2 separate regions of the Homo sapiens genome follow, and region 1 is linked to region 2. A link is an interaction called in ENCODE POLR2A ChIA-PET data of the cell type or tissue named here. Cell type or tissue: A673. All regions are shown on one strand. Each heading gives the region's core, and the rest is flanking DNA. Links, peaks and the distances in the headings are about the cores only. Region 1 overlaps RNF217 (ring finger protein 217). Region 2 overlaps NCOA7 (nuclear receptor coactivator 7).

What was found. ChIA-PET counts read pairs that join two places held together with the same protein. Peaks named below come from ENCODE experiments on the same cell type or tissue, not always from the same donor. Only the 100,000 strongest peaks of a DNase experiment are listed, where the experiment ranks them.
Region 1: POLR2A ChIA-PET joins it to region 2 with 6 read pairs; 2 of 35 experiments call an interaction of 5 or more read pairs at or near these places.

What each region holds. Positions count from the first base shown.
Region 1 is chr6:124,982,679-124,986,678 of GRCh38, forward strand. The region is part of intron 1 of RNF217 (ring finger protein 217); the gene reads left to right. Among named protein-coding and RNA genes, the nearest start is that of RNF217-AS1, 22 kb to the left of the region's middle. In A673, for the core only: no CTCF peak of the experiment used is centred there; DNase peaks (open chromatin) are centred at 2,173 and 2,433; H3K4me3 peaks cover 290 bases; H3K27ac peaks cover 2,938 bases.
Region 2 is chr6:125,827,002-125,844,725 of GRCh38, forward strand. All of the region lies in intron 2 of NCOA7 (nuclear receptor coactivator 7), which reads left to right. Among named protein-coding and RNA genes, the nearest start is that of NCOA7-AS1, 17 kb to the left of the region's middle. In A673, for the core only: no CTCF peak of the experiment used is centred there; no DNase peak of the experiment used is centred there.

The DNA of each region.
Region 1 (4,000 bases), core at 1-4,000, 850 kb before region 2:
TTAATAAACAATTGCTTTATGTGCCTACCCTCTAAAGGCATTTGGTTTCTAGATGATATGCAAACACTGGTTTCTCAAGTCATCTTTGGTATATAATTGATACATTTATAAAGTAAAATATGTCAAAAGTTGATGACTTTATGGTATGTGAAAGTAATTTACTCACTTCCTGGTGAGAAGAATAGGAATGGGGTTGCATTATTCACCTGTGTTACCTTTGATGAGTACATTGAAGAGCTGTGAAGGGAATTCATTCATCTTTCCTTGGCTAGCAGGTTTGCTGCTGGTTCATGAAAGGGAAAGAAAAGGGAAGAAGCACATATAGGTGTCACAGTAAAAGGATCACTTCATAGAGTAATTTGTTTTAAGGAAAAGCTTTCTATATATTTCTTCTTCAACGCTCCCCCCTCAACCACAAATAGAGGTTCTTAACTTGAGAGTCTATTTATTTATTTATTGTCTTCAGAAGGGTCATAAATGCTCAGAAATTTTATGTAAAATCAATTTTTATCTTATGAGTGGGCCCATAACATTTATTAAGTCTTTGGACCATTACCCAAAAAGGTTTAGAGCCACTGGTTTTAAAAGGCTTTTGTGTCTTGTGATGTAGAGACAATCAGATTCTGGTAATTATTTGGTTTTCATGGTAACTAAGATGTGGGATAGAACTCCGACTGTGTACTTTATTTAGTATACAGAGGAGGACACAAACATGAGAAGATTAAGGTAGAGAGTGAAATATGGTCAGGACAAATGTGAATTTAGAGCCTGAGTGATGGTTTAGTGGATTTATGTCCTCACTTGTCACTAATGAAAAGGACCTTACAGGTTATATAATTAAAGGTAGATACTAAATACTGAAACTAATACCAGTCATTCTATTCCATCTTCTGTGGTAGGCTTCACTTTCATAAGGGTGTGGGGGAGATACCTAACGATGTTTTCACCCCTAGTGAAATTAATTGATAATTTCCTATGGTGCTTTGTGGCTATATTTCAAATGCAGTATTTTCTTACTGGCTCAGTAGGAAGAGGCTTGGAGTTAGATGATTTGGGTTTAATCTTTGCCCTGTAATAACTATAAGACTCTTGGAAAAGATACTTAATGGGTTAGTGTCTTAGTCTGTGCTGCTACAACAAAATACTGAGACTGGGTAATTTATAAATGACAGAAATTTATTGCTCACAATTCTGTAAGCTGAGAGTTCAGCATCAAGGCACCAGAAGATTCACTGTCTGGTGAGGGCCTGTTCCTCATGCATGGCACCTTCTATGCATCCTCACGTGACAGAAGGGGCAACACAAGCTCTCTGAAGCCTCTTTTGTAAGGATATTTATCCTGTTTATTAGGGTAGAGCCCTCCATCACCTCCCAAAAGCCCCACTTCTTAATACCATTCACCTTTGGTGTTACATGAATTTTAGGGAGAAGCAAACATTCACACCACAGCAATAAGTTAAATCATTTTGTATTTTTATAGGTACAAACAAATTACTGGAACAGAGAAAAGTGCTAATAATGAGACCCACTTGTGTATGGGAACTTGGGATATAATTGTGGTTGTGCTATAGTCAATAAAATAGAGTGGCCAGGCATAGTGGCTCACGCCTGTAATTCCAGCACTTTGGGAAGGCAAGGTGGGTGGATCATTTGAGCCCAAGTGTTCGACAGCAACCCGGGCAACATAGAGAAACCCTGTCTGTACAAAAAATACAAAAAAGTAACCAGGTGTGGTGGTGCATGCCTGTAGTCCCAGCTACCAGGGAGACTTGAGGTGTGGGAATCACCTGAGACTGTGAGGTCAAGGCTGCAGTGCGTTGTGATCACACCTCCAGCCTGGACAACAGACTGAGACCCTTTCTCAAAAAAAAAAAAAAAAAAAAGAAAGAAAGAAAATAGAGTGGAGGGGAGGGGACATTTCAATAAAGGTGCAAGGATGGTAGGCTTTCCATATAAAAAATTAGGTTTTTTTTAATCTCATCATATGGAGAAATGAAGTCCAGATATGTTAAAGACCTAGATGTGTAATCAAATTTTAAGTGTACTAGTAGAACTGATTTTCTGATGTCTGTATAACCTTAGTATGGAAAAATATTTCTTAGAACCTGAGAAATACAACTCTGAAAGGAAATGACTCAGCTTTATTCCCTCTAAGCAAAGAATTCCTGCAGGGGGAAAATGATACTATAAACTGAGACAAAAGACAATTCACATCTGGGAAAATAGTTTTATAATATATGTAAGACATAAAAGGTTATTATCCATAGTATATACAAACTCATACAAATCAGTAAGCAAAAGACAAAGCACCCAATAGAAAAGAAATGCAAAGTTTAATGACATTAATGGCCAATAAATGTATACAAAAAAGCTCATACTCATTCTTAGGTCACATGATCCATACTAATAGGATAATTTAAATCAGCAAAACCAGATAGTGTCTCACACTTAAAAGTGCAAGATCCAAAAGTCTGGTGTGTACCAAGTGCTGGTTAGGATAGGGGAAAAAGGGATGTTCACACACTGTTTGTTCCCAGAAAAACTCCTGCACTTGTGTAAGATGTGTGTATGAGAATATATACTCCAACATTATTGGGAACAAATTTCTGTTTTTCTCTTTTTATTTTTAATTTTTGCGGATACATAATAGGTATGTATATTTATGGGTTATATGAGATGTTTTCATACAGGCATGTAATACTTAATAATCACATCATGGAAAATGGTATATTCATCCACTCAAGCATTTATTCTTTGTGTTACAAATAATCCAATTATACTCTTAGTTATTTTGGAAGTGAATTTCTATCATTAGGAAATGTGTGAGAGAACTCTGATATATTAATAAAGTAGAATATTCAACTGCACATAATTTTAACTAAATCTCTACATATTAACATGATATATGTATTGAAAATACAATATTAAGGAAAAGAAGATCAAGTTTCAGAATTAAAGCAGTTTCAAAGCAGTGGAATTTTAAGGACACATAAAGCCACAATATATTGTTCAGAGAAATGTGTATAGTATAGTAAAAAAAACATAAATCAGATTTATGAATGTCTAGCTCTGGGAAGGAAGAGAGAGGTAGCAAGGAATTATATTCTTTATCTCTAAGGTTGTACTTTTTATATAAAAAACCAGGAAGCAGAATGATAAAATATTAACATTTATTAATAAAGGGGTGTTGTGAACATGGTTATGTTACATTAATCAACTTTTTGGTATTTCTTTGATTTTTGGCAAATAAGTGCTGCAAAGATCTGAATGTTTGTTTCCTCCCAAAATTCATGTGTTGAAACTCAGCCATCAATGCAATAGTGTTAAGAGATGAGGCGGGCCTTTGGGAGGTGATATAGGTCATGAAAGCTAATTTCTTTCATTGCCTTTTAAAATGAATTCTAGATATGTCACAAAGGTAGAAATGATCTTCTCCATTAGAGGAGTATAATTCAGATTGCATTCCTCAATTACCCTTCCAAGTATAAATAATGCATTTGTTTTCTCTGCCAGGCTGGCATTAGTCTTGATTTGTAACTTTTCCTATTTACAAAGCCAAAGATTGCTATTTCTATAAATGCCTTACCTTCTTTTGTGACCTTGTTTTTTGGTGATTGTCAGGTTGACCCTTTTCCTCCCACATCAAGAAAGTTTTGTGGTTAGAAGAAAGGGAGGGCAACCATCAGGCAACAGACTTCCTTTGATGTCATATTCAAGTACTGATCTTAAGCTGTCCTTTGGGTTTTTACAAAGATACTCTAATGCATGGCTTCCATCTGATCCCTTCCTCCAGCTGTCTTCAGCCTTTGCTTTAATGTATTTTGATTATTGTATGCCCTATCTTTATGTTAGTAATCATGCTTAATCATTTCAAATAGACTTTTTAAAAGTTGAATTAAACCAATAATTGGTGCAATAGCTTTCTTTTTGTGTTTATTCAAAAGAATTTTATAAGGTTATCTCTTCCCTGTCTTATGTGAAAGGCTGGCAGACATTTTCT
Region 2 (17,724 bases), core at 5,584-9,583:
AGCCTGACCAACATGGAGAAGCCCTGTCTCTACTAAAAATACAAAATTAGCTGGGCGTAGTGGCGCACACCTGTAATCTGGAAGCTGAGGCAGGAGAATTGTGTGAACCCCGGAGGCAGAGGTTGTGGTGAGCTGAGACCTGCGCCATTGCAATCCAGCCTGGGCAACAAGAGTGAAACTCCATCTCAAAAAAAAAAAAAAAAAAAAAAAAAAAAGTGAGAGTGAGCAAGCAAGAGAGGGCCAAACTCACTTTTATAAAAATGCACTCTTCTAATAACCAGCATGCTCCCACAATAATAACATTTATCCATTAATGAGGATGGAACCCACTTGGCCTAATCACCTCTTAACAGTGCCACCTCTTAATTCTGTCACAATGGCAATTACATTTCAACATGAGTTTTGGAGGGAACATTCAAACCATAGCAGACATTAAAGAAGAACATCAAATCCATATGTCATTATAAATGGCTGTATTTGCTGTGAGGGAAAGCAACAAGACATCATAAAAGAGAAGTGCAAAAGTAGTATCCACTTTAGACACAAGTTATGTTCAAGGACCTTTGGAGAAAATGACATTTAAAGGTCATTTAATACTCATGTGTTAATGACTTTTAATGATCTTGGGTACAAGCAGGAGTTCACCAGGTAATCTGTGTGTTTAGGAGAAGGGCTAGGGAGAGAGGGAAGGACGGGAATATTCTAGGTAGGGAGAATCCTTGGATGAAAAGTCCTTAAAGTGACAAAAAGCTTGGCAGCTTCCTGGATCTGCAAGATGGCCAATGTTCCTTGAACACAGTGCTTTTTTGGGAGAAATGCACAGGCAATGTTAAGAGGTAGGCTGAGGCAGATCATGCAGGGCCTTCTTGGCCATGTTTAGGAATTTGGATTGAACAGCTAGATGGATGGAGGTGCCATTATCTGGAATGGGAAAACTAGAAAAACAACAGTTTTGAGAGAGTATCTCAAGAATTTAATACGTTAAGTTTGAGATGCTTACAAGACAACCACTAAATACACAATTGGGTATGTGTAAATCTGGATTGAAAACAGGTTCTGGACTGAGATGGAAATTTCAGAGTTGTTGGCCTCAGCCATGGGAAAGGATGACATCATATAGGCAGGGCATATAAAGTGAAAAAAGAACAGAACTAAAGAATGGGAACAGAATTAGGAAATTTCAACATTTGGTGGTCTAGTACAGAAAGAGAAGTAGGATGAAACTCAGAAGAGATAGAATCACTGCAGCTGAGAGAAGAGAGAATTTCAAGGAGCGAATGATCAGCAGGTTTGCAAGTAGCTGAGAGGTAAATTAAGATGAGGACTGCAAAGTATCCATTAAGATTGACACTTGGAGGTCACTGATAATTGATTGGATAAAAGCAGTTTCAGCACAGTGGTGGGAGAAGCCAGTTTGATGTGAATAGGAGGTAAGGGAGTGGAGACCAAGCTTCTAGCTAATTCTTTTGGGAAATCGGCTGGGAAGGGAAGCCAAATATTCAGGCCTTGGCAGGAGGAAGATGTGAGAGTCAAGGAATGGTGAGTTTTTGAAGATGGAAGAGGAAGAGGAGGCATTAGAGCATGCTTGTTGGCTAATGAGGATGGTGCATCAGAAAGGGATCCCTCAGGGATGTCCACTTGAAGACTGGTGGTTACTTAATGCCATGAGGATATTAGCAAAGAAGCAAGGCAGGAGAGGAGCCATACTGGGATACATGCACCTAGGCTGGCTGTCTAGGACCTGTAATGTGTTTTAGTTTTACTTGTGCGGATTGGTGGCACTGTGGGCTCTGTTTTGCTGATTGCACACTCATGCTGTGCCAGGAGATTTACAAATATGACCTCACTATGGTATTAGTTTTCTCATTTTTATAGGCAAGGAAACAGGCTTGGAGTGGTTTAATAACTCCCCAAGTTCCATAGCTAGCAAATAATGGAGCCAGGGTCTCTTCCTACTTGTATCTAATTCCAAAGCCTTTATTCTTAACTGCTACCTCCATAGTGCCCTTTAAATAGAATGTAAAAATAATTAGAACATTCTCTTCCATAAGAGAATTTTTTAATTGTAATATCTTAGATGAAAACATTAATTTAGAAATTTTAGAATTTATATTTAAAATTTTAATCTCTAAAAATAAAATTTTAAAGTTTAGACATTTTTCCATAAAAAATTTTTATAACCATTGGTAACAAATTATTATAATATGTCCTCTTTATAATCTATGTCCAAAAGTATTTGAGCTCCTGTTTCAATTTTTTTAGTAGAACTTTTACATATTATTTTAAGAGACAGATGTACAATGCTAGGAGTTAGAGCACCTTGGTGGTATTAAGTTTTTCCTTATTAATAGGAATTTTTAAAATAAACTATGTGACTGGATTTTAATATATTAGTGTATTAGTATAGTTATCCTGTTTTAAGTGAGGACCAATCATTCATATCTGTTTTAAATGAAGGATGCTAATCTTAATGCTGTAAGCAGTGACATCGGTGTAGGAACTTGATATACGTTGTGTTTGTTGAGAATAGTTGGGTGTGCTGCAGCATCCTCTCCAGCAAAGGAAGCCACTAGCAAAGATGTTCCTGTGTTTTCTCAAGTAAACAACCTGCGGTGAAGTGGTTATGTCTGTGTAGATCTGATAACAACTAGTAAATTTCTTTTCCTGCATTCAAAATTCTAATTTAGTGCACTGTTTCACAGTGGCTTTAGCTGTATAGTCATATCATATGAGGAACTAACGTCCCCCTCTAAGAGTATAGAAGCACCAGGTAATATAGTAATCAGACAATGCCCTGGAATCCTAGAAGAAGTAATTGAGAGATTAGAAAGAAAACACAGCATTTTCTTTTCTAAGTGTCAGGTTCATGTTAACTTGATATTTTTCTTCTTCCACTTAACCTCCTTAATACAGGCATCATGCCTAATTTCAGAATTATAAAATCTTTTAGTCGAAATATGGAGGTCGTGTGGGCTACCATGCTAGGTTTGGAATATCTACTGCCTTTGACAAATAGAATGTTTTCAGCCTGGACTTGAACTTTTCGAGCTATAACAATGTCTCAAGGACCCTCAAGGCTGCTTATTTCTTGCTTGAAAAACTCTTGTTAGAGGGAAGTTGTTTTTAAATTTTTGGTTAAATTTTATTTCCTTTCAGCTTATTCTATTTATTCCTTGTTACTTCGAATCCATACAGAATAAATCAAATCCATCTTTCATATATTATCATTGCATGTGTTTAAAGACAACATCATGAACCTTTTCCAGGATGAGTATCGTACCTTTCCATCCCTGAACCTTTTCCAGGATGAGTATCATAAGTTTCTAAATCTCTCCACCTAAGATGGAGTTTTCAGATTCTTTGCCATCTTGATATGACCTGATTAATGCAAATATAAGAATATTAGGCCAGGCAAGGTGGCTTACACCTGTAATCCCAGCACTTTGGAAGGCTGAGGTGGAAGGATTGTTTGAGGCCAGAAGCTCAAGACCAGCCTGGGCAACATAGTGAGACCTTGTGTCTACAAAAAATTTTTTTAAATTACCAGGCATGGTGGTGAGTGCCTGTAGTCCCAGTTACTGGCAGGGGCCTAGGGGTTGGGGTACTGAGGTGGGAGGATTGCTTGAGCCTGAGAAGTCAAGGCTGCAGTGAGCTTTAATCATGGCACTGCACTCCAGATTGGGTGACAAAGTGAGGCCCTGTGTCTCTCTCTATATATTTTATATATATATATATATGTGTGTGTGTGTGTGTGTGTGTATGTGTGTGTGTGTGTGTGTGTATAGATATATATACTTATCCTTTACTTTTATTAATAAACACCACATTTCATTATTTTGTTGACAGAAATTATGCTCATAGTGAGGGGGGAAAAGTGTTTTTCCATCTGAATTGGAATTTTGTCTTGTTTGTTTTCTGTCTATTATTCTATTTTCCAGGAATTTTGAAGCCTGATTTTTAACATTGAACATATTTTCTGCCCTCCCTAGATTGCGTCAGATATGCAACTTGAATAGCATGTGTTATGTTCTTATCCAAGTAGTTGATTAAAAGGCTGAATTGGAAAGCTTTATGCATTATGGCATATTAGTACTGTCAGTACATGAAATAGTTATCGTTAAGTATTTCAGTTTGCTATAAATCAGTTTCCTCTAAGTTAACCGAATTCTCTAGTCCAGCTGTTTCCATCTTACCTTAAGAAAAGTAGTGACATTTTCAGGGGCCTTAGTGAAATCTTTCTATACTACCTCCTGTGACTGGCCCATCAATATGCCAAATCTAGCCCAACCAAAAAAGATAATTATGTTCATTTAGAGTCACTCATTTTAGTGTACCTATAGTGGTTCCTAGAAGTCAATAATTTATCTTCAGGTAATCACAAATGATTAATGAGCTATCAGTTTATTTTTCTGACAGTTGATATCAAGCTACTCGGTGTGTCATTTCCAAATTTTTTATTTCTTTTGAAAACCAGGTTTGTTTGTTTTTTTTTTTTCCTACTTCCAATTTTCTTTCTCAGTGATTCTTTTGAGATTACTGGTAATGGTACTGCAACTCAGAGGGTTGCTTTGACAGGACTAGAGACTTCATCCTGGATTTCACTTTCTTCTTAGCCATGGATATGTCATCCTTTTTAATTTTTTGCCTATTCTCTTTGCTAAAGCTAAAAATAGGATTGGACTAGACCTGTTTTCTCTCTCTTACAGCTTAACTTCACCCAGTGGGCCTATTGCTTCTTGCCTCTTCAGCCTCTCAACATCCCTATAATTTTCTCGTTAGTTTTCCTTTGCATTGTTTACAAACTTCTGCATATGCTGAGCTTTCACTTTCTATGCCTGTTCCTATAGACTTCTGTCATTTGCTTTTTGCTTTCGTTTGAGCTCTATTATGTGCCTTCTCGCCATCCCCTATATGCCTGCCCATTAGAAACTTGAGTTTATTGGGCCATATTTGTTTACTGAGATGCTTTCAGCATTGGTTCTTCCACAGACTCATTTGTGATGGAGTTGACAGAATTTGTTTCGGAAGAACATATTACAGACATGAGCCGCCACACTGGGCTTGTTTGCGTCAATTCTTTCACAGTGTTATCTGCTCTATACTTCTTCCGTATCTCCCTTTTGATTGACAGTTAAAATCTTCACCTAAAAATAAAAAAAAATAATTAATCCAAATCTACAAAATTTCTACCAATAATTTCAAAGGCACTAGGGAATCATTTCAGGTTTCTTCCATGACAGTCAATCTCTTGATCATGTGTCTGGACAATTTCCTCTTGAGTGATGGCTATAATAATTTTTAGGAGGCTCTCTGCCACTTTGACATTTTGTGCGCTAAACCTGCCTAACCCTACCCAGGTCAAATTTTGGTTGCTTTTATCCCCCTGCTAGGGAGCCCCCAAATACTTTACTCTCTTTTAACTACTTAAGGGATGAACAAAACAAGCAGTAAATTATTTTATTATTTGCCAGGCAAGAGGACACACACATGTTCATTGGTAATGCTACTTAGAGATTGAAGTTTGTACCCTGGATAGGGGAAATGAAGTTTGCAGCCTGGATAGAGGAAATGAGTCCATAAGGCCACAAATGATTGGTTTTAACTAGTCCCATTTGTCATGGGGCAGTGAAGAGCCTTCACTTAGGGCCCTTAAGGGCCTAGCATACCAAGGATGCTCAAAGATCACAGTTTTATATCAGCTTTGGCTGGTGGGCTGTTCAGAATTCACAGCCAGTTACAGTGAAACTCAGCACCAAGCTTAGCTCCTGGGGAAGTGCTGCTACAAAGTGGATGTTCTTTGGCAGGACACAGGAGGAACCGCTGGATCTCTCAGCCACCTTGTTATTTTCTGCAGCCTCGGCTGCTCCAGATTTCAGGTCTGTGGGACATCGCCACACTGTTGTGTCACAGCATGGCATGGTCTCCAGACCTCCTTTCTCCCCTGCCATGTGTTCTGCCCACCAAATCGTTTCAGTTTCTCTCTGGAACTTCAGAATAGTTTTCTTTCTTGCATATTATGTAAGTTATTTTTCAACTTCCAGAAATCATGCTTAATGAAACATATCTTCAAAATAAAACTTCTGCTCCAGTTTGTGTTGCCGCAGAGTGAAACTATTGGCACTAGAAATTTGTGAATTTGAAGTCATAAATTGTAAGTGATTTGCATAGTTTAACCTCATTAAAGAGAAAATGAGAAATTAAGAAAAAAGTGGAAACCAGGACAGATAAATTTGCTTATTATGAAGATCAAACATAAAACAGTTGAGTAGGCAGACAGCTAAAACTCTTGGAAATAATGGGGCTGGCCGGGCTTGGTGGCTCACACCTGTAATCCCAGGACTATGGGAGGCTGAGGTAGGTGCATTACTTGAAGTCAGGAGTTTGAGACCAGCCTGGCCTCATGGTGAAACCCTGTCTGTACTAAAAATACAAAAATTAGCGAGGTGTGACAGGCTCCTGTAATCCCAGCTACTCGGGAAGCTGAGGCAGGAGAATTGGGAGGCAGAAGTTGCAGTGAGCTGAGATCACACCACTGCACTCCAGTCTAGGCAACAGAGCAAGATTCTGTCAAAAGAAAAGGAAAGGAAAGGGAGGGGGGGAGGGGGAGGGACAGGGGGAGGGAATAAATGAGGCTGATGTCTTGTTTCAATCAGGGTGGTGGCAAGGGGTGCTTTGGGGGCTGTGGCTTCTCTCTCCATTCACCTGTGCCATTGCCATCAGCACGTTCCACAGGCCACCCCAAATAAACATGCAGTTCTAATAAAAGGAGTCAGGTTGCTTAGCTGGTGCAGCTTTAAGACATATCCCTGACCTCCTCTCACTCCCCCAAAACTCAGTTTTGCCCCTAACTTCTAACTGCAGAGAAATTATAAAGTTAACACTAGCTTAAGTAAGGCCCTTCTTCCCTTTGTCTCTTCCTTCCTTTTTGTTGATTCTACAGTGTTGTTTCCTCTGAGAAATAATAATAGAATTTAAAAAAATTGTCATGTTAAACTGCAAAGCTTTTATTATTTTTTTAAAATCGTAATGCTTGCAAAAACATTTGGTCGGTAGGATTATTAAGACGTGACAAAATGATCTTTAAAAATAAGATGTACTTTCATACACAGTGGAAGAGTATTAACAGAAATATGTGGGCAGCTTATTTTTGTTTTTGTTTTAATAAAAACAAATATTTGGTTTTAACCATAAAAAGTTCTCATGATACAATTATTTGTGTGTCTGAAATCATCACTAGAGAAAACTAAAGTGACTTTAAAATGTAAATAATACTTATTAAATACATGTGAACATAGTATAATTAATCCCTTGTAGGTAAAAGAAAATTCTTTAAAGTTTGATTAAAAAAACGGAAGATTTTTGTTCATCAGATAATCCCCATATGATCTAGATTCATTTATTTACTTAGTTGTTTATTGTTATAGACATTTAGGGATGGAAAATATCTTAAAAACAACCTAAGCTAACTTCTTGGTAGAGGTGAGCTACTGAGGTCTTAAGAGGTTGTTATTTAACCAGGGTCACCAGACTCTCAGCTGCTGCAAGCCACAGACAGAGGTTTTCTCTTAGCAGAGTTGTGCTTTCATCTCACTCTACTTTAGCAGACCAATGATATCTCAAGCTTGCGTGTTTCTTTTAAGACCTCACTGAAGTCTTGCTGACCTAAAAGGAAGAAGCTGAGGCAAAATTAATGCAGGTAGAGTTGATTTGAGCCAAACTTGAGGATTGTAGCCCAGGAGCATAGATTGAAGATGCCCTGAATATACACTCTGATTAGCAGCAGTTACAAGTTGATTTTTAAAGGCAAAAAAGAGATAGGAAGTGGGCTGATACAAAGTGATGTGCCAGGAATTCTTGTTGGCTTACAGAAATAGCATTGATTAGTGATTGGCTATGCATTAAGTTATAGTGTCTGGTGTGGCATTATTAGATTAATTTATAGCTGCTTGTGGCAATAGCAGGCTGGTTCTGGAGATGAATACATAGCTCCAGCGGGAAGTAAGATGTGATTGCAGTCTCATTTTAGTGTCTCTGCAGCCTGATAATTTAAAAGGATGTATATTTCCCAGATAAAAGTTCTTTTCTTTTCTCAGGCTAAAAGAGGTAGAACACTTATTCCAGAATCTTTAAAATTTCCTGAGTTCCCCAATAATGCAGCCTTGATAGGCACACAATCTAATCTTAAGATACAACAGCTATCCATGTTATTTTCATGTGATAAAGACTGCTAAGTTTCCAAGTATCATCCAAACCCAGCTCAGCCAATCCACATTTTTGTGTTGTTGGCATGGAGCAACCTTACTTACGCAAATTCCTGTAATAGTCAGGAAGCTCTTTCCCCTTTCTAGGTCAAGTAACAGAAAACAGATCAGACTACCTTAGGAGAAAAAAAAAAAGGAATATGGAGTTTCTGGTTCACATAAGTAAAAAGTCCCAGATAAGATTTGACATCAGGAATGCCTGGATTTGGGACTCAAATAATGTCATTATGACTCAGTTTGTCTGTATCTAAATCCTTCCTTTCTTTTAGCTTCCTTTTTCAGGCTTTACTTGATAAATGCTGCTAAGTCAGAATCTCTATTATGCAACAGCAGGCAAAGCAAATGCTTGCTATTAGGTCTCACAAGTCCTGAGACTCACAGGGATTGGACCAACTTAGAGCCGGTGCTAGGTTTTGGAGTAGTGGCTGCCACTGGCAGAGGCAGAGACTCAGTGCTTTGATTGGACAGGCCCACATAAAGATGTCCTTCCTGGAGCTAGGATGAGTCCTACCCAGATCTGGTATTACAGAATAAGGAATAGATTGTAGGGAGGCCATTGAAATCTACTGCAGTTTTCTGTAGTATGTCAGGCACTGTACTAGGCACTGGATTTAAAGCTTTTAAAAAGGAGAATGACATGCTTTGAGTCTCAGTGAGTTTTTAGACACTGTACATGTCACTGTAAATATCATAGTTAATTCCATCATTGAATGGATGATTTGACAAGATAACCTTTAAAGAACTTTCCTACTTGAGATTCTATGATTTACGCTTCTTGGAAACAAAATGGAAAAGGTACAAATTCTTTCATTAGTTTAGGTAATTATATTTTCATCTTAAACTGTTTTAGAATTTTTAATATTGTGACAGCTTTATGTAGAATTCAGAAAACTCAATTTAGTGTTTAATACCACAACTCCACTAAAACAGTATCTGAATATAGAAAAATTAATTTATGAATAAAGAGCACTTTAAAAAATGTATAGTTGTCATGCCAGGGACATAATGGTTGGTAAATATGAATTTTCATTTTTGCTGATGCCATTGTGAAGTTGTAATGTATACATGCGTTAAAATATTGAGCCCCTCTTTTTAAGGGACCCTTTGATGTAGATGATTAAAGATTGAAGATTCTTTGGTCTAATCCATACAAACAGCAATGAAATTTTCCCTGATTTGGCTTTTGTTTGAACTGTAGCTGATATACTCCCTGCAGAGTCTCAGTAATAGTTAAAAACATATTTATTTTCCCCCATCTGATAAAATATTGTTATCATTCCATTTTGGTTTTCTTCAAAACCGCCTTTAACTCAGCCAAAATAAAGTCCAGCTGAGTTTTCTTATGGCTTAATGCAGGAGTATGGAAATCCACAGGAAATTTGGATGACTATTATTCCAACATTACAAATGTTCAAGAGAGTTTTAGAAACTGTATTGAAATTAAAAGGAATGCCTGGGAGCAGAACATTTAAAACCACATAAACAAGTACACATCTATGAGAAATTACCTTGCCTTTTATCAACAACTACTAAAAAATAAAAAAGAACACGTAGTAAAATCAAAGCAAAACTTTCTTGGTAAAGTCTGCTACTGGAGAGGGTGCTTGATAACTTAGTTAATTTCATATTAGGAAGTTGGTTGCACCTGTGTGTGCCAGGTGACATATTAAGTATGAAGAAACATTTATGATAGGAAATTCCAGCTCTCCATTTGGGGCAAAGTGTTCAAGCAGTGGGGAATTGTTAGGTCTTGGGGTAGTTATCTCCTCACAAAATACCTTACATTATTCTTTAAATTAGATAAATGTTGAGTGAAGTTTGATTTCTCTCATTGTATGTGTGTAAAGCGACTTTGCTTGAGAAATTAGCCTAAAAGTCTATGTAACATGGTCTGATTCAAGGTTTATATCAATTTATGAAATTTGACATAGATAACTTATAATTAGCCTGCTTCATCTTTCCCGGATTGAAGTTTGTTTCTCATTCATTCATTCATTCATTCATACATGCTCCACCTTTAAGGCATCTTCAGAAAAGTACACGTGTGTCACCTGTGTATAACCAGCCATGCCTTGGTCCAGTCCCAGGATTAAGTCACATTCAAAGAAATAAGTATATCAGAGAAAATAATTGAAAATAAATATTTACTTCACCTTTCAGAAAACATCCAAGGGGGTAATAAATGCCATATATTTGATAAAACTTTAAAATCCTCTTTCTCCATCTCTCTGACCTTTTACATGTCTCTCAGCTACTTCCCCAAACTCTTTCTCCTTTTTGAAACCCTTCCCATATCCAGTCAGTGTATCTCCTCATGTCCTTACCTTTTCCCCTTCTTTCCTTTTAGGTTTATTTTCTTCTATTTCTTCTCTCACTATATTTCTTTTTCCACTTCTCCCCCTAATTCATTTCCCACACCTGTGTTCATAAGCTCAGAACCAGGAAAAGGAAACAAACCCAGAGTTCCCTTAGGAGGCAGCATGAGGAAGGAGGCTGAGATCATCCATATGCTATTATATTTTCTCATCATTGCACTTATTAAAGAAATTACGATATACTATTTAAAAATGGAAAGTCCAGACCAGGGAACATATAAATTGGCATGAAAAATGGGACAGTAAATTGCATGCTGCTCTTAGTTGTATGACTGATGCAGAACTACTTCATGGTCGGTGTTAAAAAGGGACTCCTTCCCATATTTCTTCCTCTTAATGAGTAGAGCACACGCCAGTCCCTTTGATAACAAAGCCCTTCCTAGTCCTTAACTCTCTAGGGGCTAAGGAAAAACTTCCCCTTCACCCTCTGAAGCTTCACTGAAAAATGAACTCATAAAAGGCAGATTAATAAGAGAGAAGCATACAATTTTTTTTTAACATTCATGAGGAGAACCCAAGTGTTTGGGAGACCATGAAGTGTTTACCCAAGCCTACAATGGGGTGCAGAAGCTTCTATACCATCTTGAGGTCACGGAAAGAATGGGGCTCAGGGCATGGCCAAAAATCAAGATTACAGTGGCAAGATAGATTATGGGGAAGGAAAGAAGAGGAGGAGGCCTGGCTTGTGAAGGTAGTCTTGTTATACAGATGAAACCTGATAGGTGGCAGCCATCAGAGAGGATAGGTGGTAAATGCTTCTTTCAGATCTTTAAAGGTGTCCGACTCTCAGTTAAATCTTTCCTAGATCAGGACAAGGGAAGACCTGGCTGGATTGATGCAAAACTCCCCCATGAAAGACAGCTTTGCAGGGGTACTTCTGTTTGCAAGCCCTCTGAACAGCCATCTCAAAACATGTCAAAGAAGCATATTCTGGAGTGAAATGCTTTTATTTCCTTCACTAGAGGTGTTCTCTGGTTCTCCAACACCAGTTGAGTGTCCAACAATTCCATTCAATTTTGACACTAACTTCTCAGAGTTAGCCTCAGACTCCACAGATTTAAGAGCTCTGTTGTAAGTCCCAGGTCCCCAGACCACCTGTACTTTTGTCCACCTTGACTGCAAATTTGGGGTTTCCCATGACCGCCTCCTCAGGTTTGAGAGTTCACTAGAACTGCGCAGGGGACTCAGGAAAACACTTTTCTTACACTTAACCAGTTTATTATAAAGGATATAACTCAGGAACAGCCCAATGGAAGAGAGGCAGAGGGCAAGGTATGGGGGACTCAGGGGTGGTAGGTTGGGGGATTCAGGGGTGGTGCCAACAAGCTTCCATGCCCTCTCTGGGTGCACCACCTTCGCAGACGCATAGTGTGTTCATCACCCTGGAAACTTTCAGAACTTCGACATTTAAGGGTTTTTCTTGGAGGTTCATTACCTATGCATGATTGATTAAATCATTAGCCCTTGGTGATTTTTGTTTGTTTGTTTGTTTGTTTTTGAGACAGAGTATCACTCTGTCACCCAGGCTAGAGTGCAGTGGAGCAATCTCAGCTCACTGCAACCTCTGCCTCCCGGGTTCAAGCAATTCTCCTGCCTCAGCCTCCCAAGTAGCTGGGACTGCAGGTGCATGCCACCACGCCTGGATAATTTTTGTATTTTTAGTAGAGATGGGGTTTCACCATTTTGGCTAGGCTGGTCTTGAACTCCTGATTCAAGTAATCAGTCCAACCTCAGCCTCACAAAGTGCTGGGATTACAAGAGTCAGCCACTGCGCGAGGCCTAGGCCTTAGTGATTTAACTCTATCTGCTGTCCCCTCCCCTCTTGAGAAGTGGACTGTCGGGTGGGGCTGAAAGTTCCAACCTTTTAATCCTGGCTGGATCTTTCTGGTGGCTAGACCCCATCTAGAAGCTCTCGAGGCACCTCCCTCCCTCCGCAGCTTTGAGTCATCTCATGAGAATACAAAAGACGCTCTTTATCACTCACGAGATTCCAGTGTTTTAGGAAGTCTGTGCCAGGAACCTGGGGACAAAGACCAAATACAGTAATGTTCCACATAAGCCACTGGCCTCATTTATGATGGTGGTTCCATAAGATTATGATGGGGCTAACAAATTCTATCATCCAGTAACATTGTCACCGTCATAGTGCAACACATTACTCAGTGATGCTGGTGTAAACAAACCCACTGTACTGCCAGCTGTGGAAAAGCATAGTACATACAATTATTTACGGTACATAATACTTGATAATGATGATAAATGACTGTGTTACTGGTTTATGTATTTACTACACTAGTTATTATTATTTTAGAGTGTTTTCTGATTATTAAAAAAAAAAAGCTAAACAGAACAGCCTCAGGCAGGTCTTTCAGGAGGTGTTCCAGAAAAAGGCATTGTTATCATAGGAGAGGATACTTCCCTGTGTGTTATTGCCCCTGAGAACTTCCAGTGGGACAGGATGTGGAGGTGGAAGACAATGACGTTGATGTTCCTGACCCTGTGTAGACCCTCTGTGTTTATGTCTTAGCTTTTGACAAGTTTAAAAAGTAAAACAAAAAAGTTAAAAATTTTAGAAATAGAAAAAAGCTTATAGAATAAGCATATAAAGAAAATATTTTTGTATGCTATACAATGTGTTTATATTTTTAGCTAAATATCAAAAAGTTATTTAAAAACTGATAAAGTAAAAAAGTTATAGTAAGCTAAGGTAGTTTATTATTGAATGAGGGAAAAAATTATATAAATTTAGTGCAGCCTAAGTATACAGTGTTTAGAAAGTCTGCAGTAGAGCACAGTAAGCACATTTACTCACCACTCACTCTCTGACTCCCCAAGAGCAGCAACCATACATGGTAAGGACCCTATACAGGTATATCATTTTTTCTTTTCTTTTTGAGACAGGGTCTTGCTCTGTTGCCCCAGATGGAGTGCAGTGGCATGATCATAGCTCACTGTAGCCTCAAACCTCCCAGGCTCAGGTGGTCCTCCCACCACAGCCTTCTGAGTAGCTGGAACTACTCAGGATGCCACCATGCCTGGCTAAATAAAAAAAAAAGAAAATTGTAGAGACAGGGTCTTTCTAGGCTGGTCTTGAAACTCCTGGGCTCAAGCAGTTCTTCTGCTTTGGCCTCCCAAAGTGCTGGGATTACAGGCTTGAGTCATCGTGCCTGGACACCATTTTTTAATACCATATTTTTATTTTACCTTTTATGGTTTTTTTTGTTTGGTTGGTTTTTTTTTTTTTTTTTTTTTTTTTTTTTTTTTTTTTTTTTTGAGACAGAGTCTCAATCTGTCACCCAGGCTGGAGTGCAGTGGCATGAACTTGGCTCACTGCAACCTCTGCCACCCAGGTTCAAATGATTCTCCTGCCTGAGCCTCCCGAGTAGCTGGGATTACAGGCACCTGCCACTGTGCCCAGCTAATTTTTGTAGTTTTAGTAGAGACAGGATTTCACTTTGTTGGCCAGGCTGGTCTTGAACTCCTGACCTAGAGATCCACTGCCTCGGCTTCCCAAAGTGCTGGGATTACAGGTGTGAGCCACCGCGCCTGGCCTACCTTTTATGTTTTTACACCTGTTTAGATACACAAATACTTACTGGTTACAACTGCCTACAGGATTCAGTACAGTAACATGCTGTACAGTTTTGTAGCCTAGTAGCAATGGGTTCTACCATATAGCCTAGGTGTGTCATAGGCTATTCTATGTGGGTTTGTAGTAAGTATATTCTATAATGTTTGTATAATGACAAAATCACCTAATGACACGTTTCTCAGAATGTATCCCTGTCGTTTAGCAAGGCATGATTATATTTATTTATTTTTTGTTATACCACAACCTGTGGTTGGTTAAAATCAAACTGGTAACTTGAGAGGTGGCCATTGTTGGATTTTTTTTTAAGAGCGTGATCAAGACCGTCTTGTGATTGGATGGTCATTGTCATGGAAATGCACCCTCAGAAAGATGAAAGCAAGGCCAAGATTTTTCTTCAAAATCTATTTTGGGTTTGCCTTTACATGTGAATGAATTATCCAGACTCAGAGTTCTGCACTAACTTTAGAAGGAAAAAAATTTAGAGTAGGTACTACCAGTCTACCACCCCAGAAATTCTGTTTTTGAGCAACATCACTTCCCAAGCAGTAGCCAGCATGTAGCAATTGGAAAAAATACCTCTAAGATGTTGAATGGACATGTTGGATGTAAACCAACTAAATTGAGAGCATCTGCCAAAATAAGTTTTAAAATTTCATACCTGATATTAGATTATTCTTTCTGAAAGTACCTGTAATGACAGAATGATTTATGAGGTCACTTCTAGTTTATGACAATGAAAGTATATTATCATAAAAGGGTACGTATGTCTAAAATTATTCAAAAGCAATGTCAGATTAATATAAGAGTTTATTTTTTAAAGTTGAGAGGAGAGAGAAGTTAAGCTAGAACATATTCTAATTTTATGCTACTTATAAGTGTTTTCTGTCATCAGGCCATTTCTGCTGATCATAAACTATGTTTCCCTTACGAGGCTTTCAGTAGAGTATTAGTTTATATACTAAACTGATTCGTTTCAGGATTCTGTATTTTAGCCCTTATTTCCCTCAATATTTCTACAGTTTAAGTAGTTAACGGGAAAGTCAGTTAAAATTGGATGACAGAGTCGCTGGCATCATTGAGTTTGTGCTTGCTTGAGATTTTTCAAGATAGTATGCTTTGTGTTTGACTAAAATGTCTTCAAGAAAACAACATTTTGCTGTTCTTCCAGAATTATGTCACTGCAATATATTGCTGTTGTAGCAAAATATATGTGTCACGAAAATATATGCCAATGCTGCTTTCTATAAGATTCATTGAGTAGTCAGAGAATACAGTTCATTTTGAGTAAAAAGCATTTCTAAAAAAATAATTTAAAAAGGTTTCCTTTACTAAGGAATTCTAGCAAAATAAAAAAATATTTTGGGAGACTTTCTTGGCTTTGTAAGGGATTATAAACAGCTTTGTGTAAGGGATTATAAACAATGATGAACTGATTCAATGCAGATCTAAGTAATTAGATATGAAAATGAGACTTAACTCTTTAGAAATCCTACCTGTTAAAATTTTCCTTCTAATACTCCCACTTCCAAGAGGCTGTTTTGAAGTCATCCACCATAAATAAAAAATTCACATCTGTAATATTCTAATTGCAGATTTCAGGGTAGTCTTGAATAAACCTTTTGCTTTTGCTTTAGAAATATGTTTATTGCTACTCACTGCCAGTAGTGAATTTTTTCAAGTATCATAGACAATACATTGAATAGCCATAGTAATGATTTAGACATAGACACTAAGACACTAATGTGATATGATGCTCAGTTTGCAATTATTTGTAACATAAAAGCTAAGTTAGCCAGTGTGGTAGGCTGAATAGTGACCCCCAAAGATAGCCAGTTCCTAATCCCTGGTACCTGAGAATGTTACCTTTTATGGCCAAAGAGATCTTGCAGATGTGATTAAGGGCCTTGATATAGGGACATTAACTTGGATTGTCTGAATGGGTCCTATATGCAATCCTAAGTGTCCATATAAGAGGGAGGTTTGACTGCAGAGAAAGCAGTGTGCCATGCAGCTGGCTTTGAAAAATGGAGGAAGGGGCTACCAGTAATATAGCTCTAGAAGCTGGAAAAAGCAAGAAAAGAACCTCTAATGGGGAGGATGGCCCTGTGGACGCCTTGATTTCAGCCTGGTGAGTCTGATTTTAGACTTCTGACCTCCAGAACTGTAAGAGAATAAATGTGTGTTAAGTTACCAAGTGTGTGGTAATTTGGTACAGCAGCCATAGGGAATTAATACATCCAGTCAATTTAACTATGTTAAATAAGCTACGTGCATAATATCAATGTAAAGCAAAAGAGAATAAACAACTTCCAAATACTTTCTTTAAATTTCTCTTTGCCAAATTTGATTAACTTCTGAGTTGCGGTGTTTGTCAGCTTATTCTTGGTTGATAAGCAGTAAAATTCCTAATATTTAAATATATTTGTAGGCCTTTTTGTTGACTTATAGCACAACACAATTCTCTTATTACCTGGAGTGAGTTCCCTTTTCTGGTTCCCTTCCTTAATTTATAGATGAGATATATATTACCATTGTCTGCACCATCAATTTCTCCAAACCATTTTTAGGCCGTGACTCAGCATTCTGACTTCTAGAAAAGGGAACCAAATTCTCACATGGGGCAATGTGTACATTCAACAAAGGGCTGTTTTGTTTTATAAATAATACAATGTAGACATTCTACACAGTGTGCATCCATTTTGCAGCAGTGTCATTTTGATCCTGGTACTGGGGGATGCTTATAAGGTTTTCTGAAATGTCCCACCCCAAGGCTTCTCTGAGAGAGAATTTGGTTTTGGCCATTTCTGGCCCCCACACTTTGGTTACCGGGGTCTTCTAAGACCTGCTGACCCACCACTGTTTTAACAGTACAAGGAAATCCTAGAAAAGGAAAATTGAATTGTTGTGGTTTCCCCTGATTGGCATTCTGTTTATCTGTCTTTATTAGAATGTGGTTGTTCTTTGAGGCTAGGGGAAATGCTGTTGTGTGTATGTGTACCCATCTGAAGGATATATTGCTAGTTATTGAACACAAAGCCAAAGAATCTCTTTTCCTAACTGTATTGGTTCTTTGAAGCCGGAGTATTTTCGTTTTAACTGATGAATTTCAGTTTTAGCAGTGGGAAGAATCTCATTATCACGATTAGAAAAAAGGAAAAAAAGAATGCATGTCTCCATGGGTTACACTAGAATCAGGAACATCCACAGGTTTTTCCAGTGATTACTCTTAAATCTTTTGTTTTTATTTGGCCAGAATTCCAAGAGAAAATTTTCTTCAAGTGAGTTGTTGTTTTAACTGTTTTTCTCCCTTTGCCTTTAAGTTTGACTTAATTTGGCATATAATGGCTCATAAGTGGGGATTTTCAGTGGAAATGGAAAACTATGAAATGACAAAATGAAATGGAGTTCAAAGAGTGATGTTCTTCTAGAAATAATAAGTGGCTTTGTATTGATGACTAAATTCATAGAGTTAAATACAATTAATATTTATGTAGAG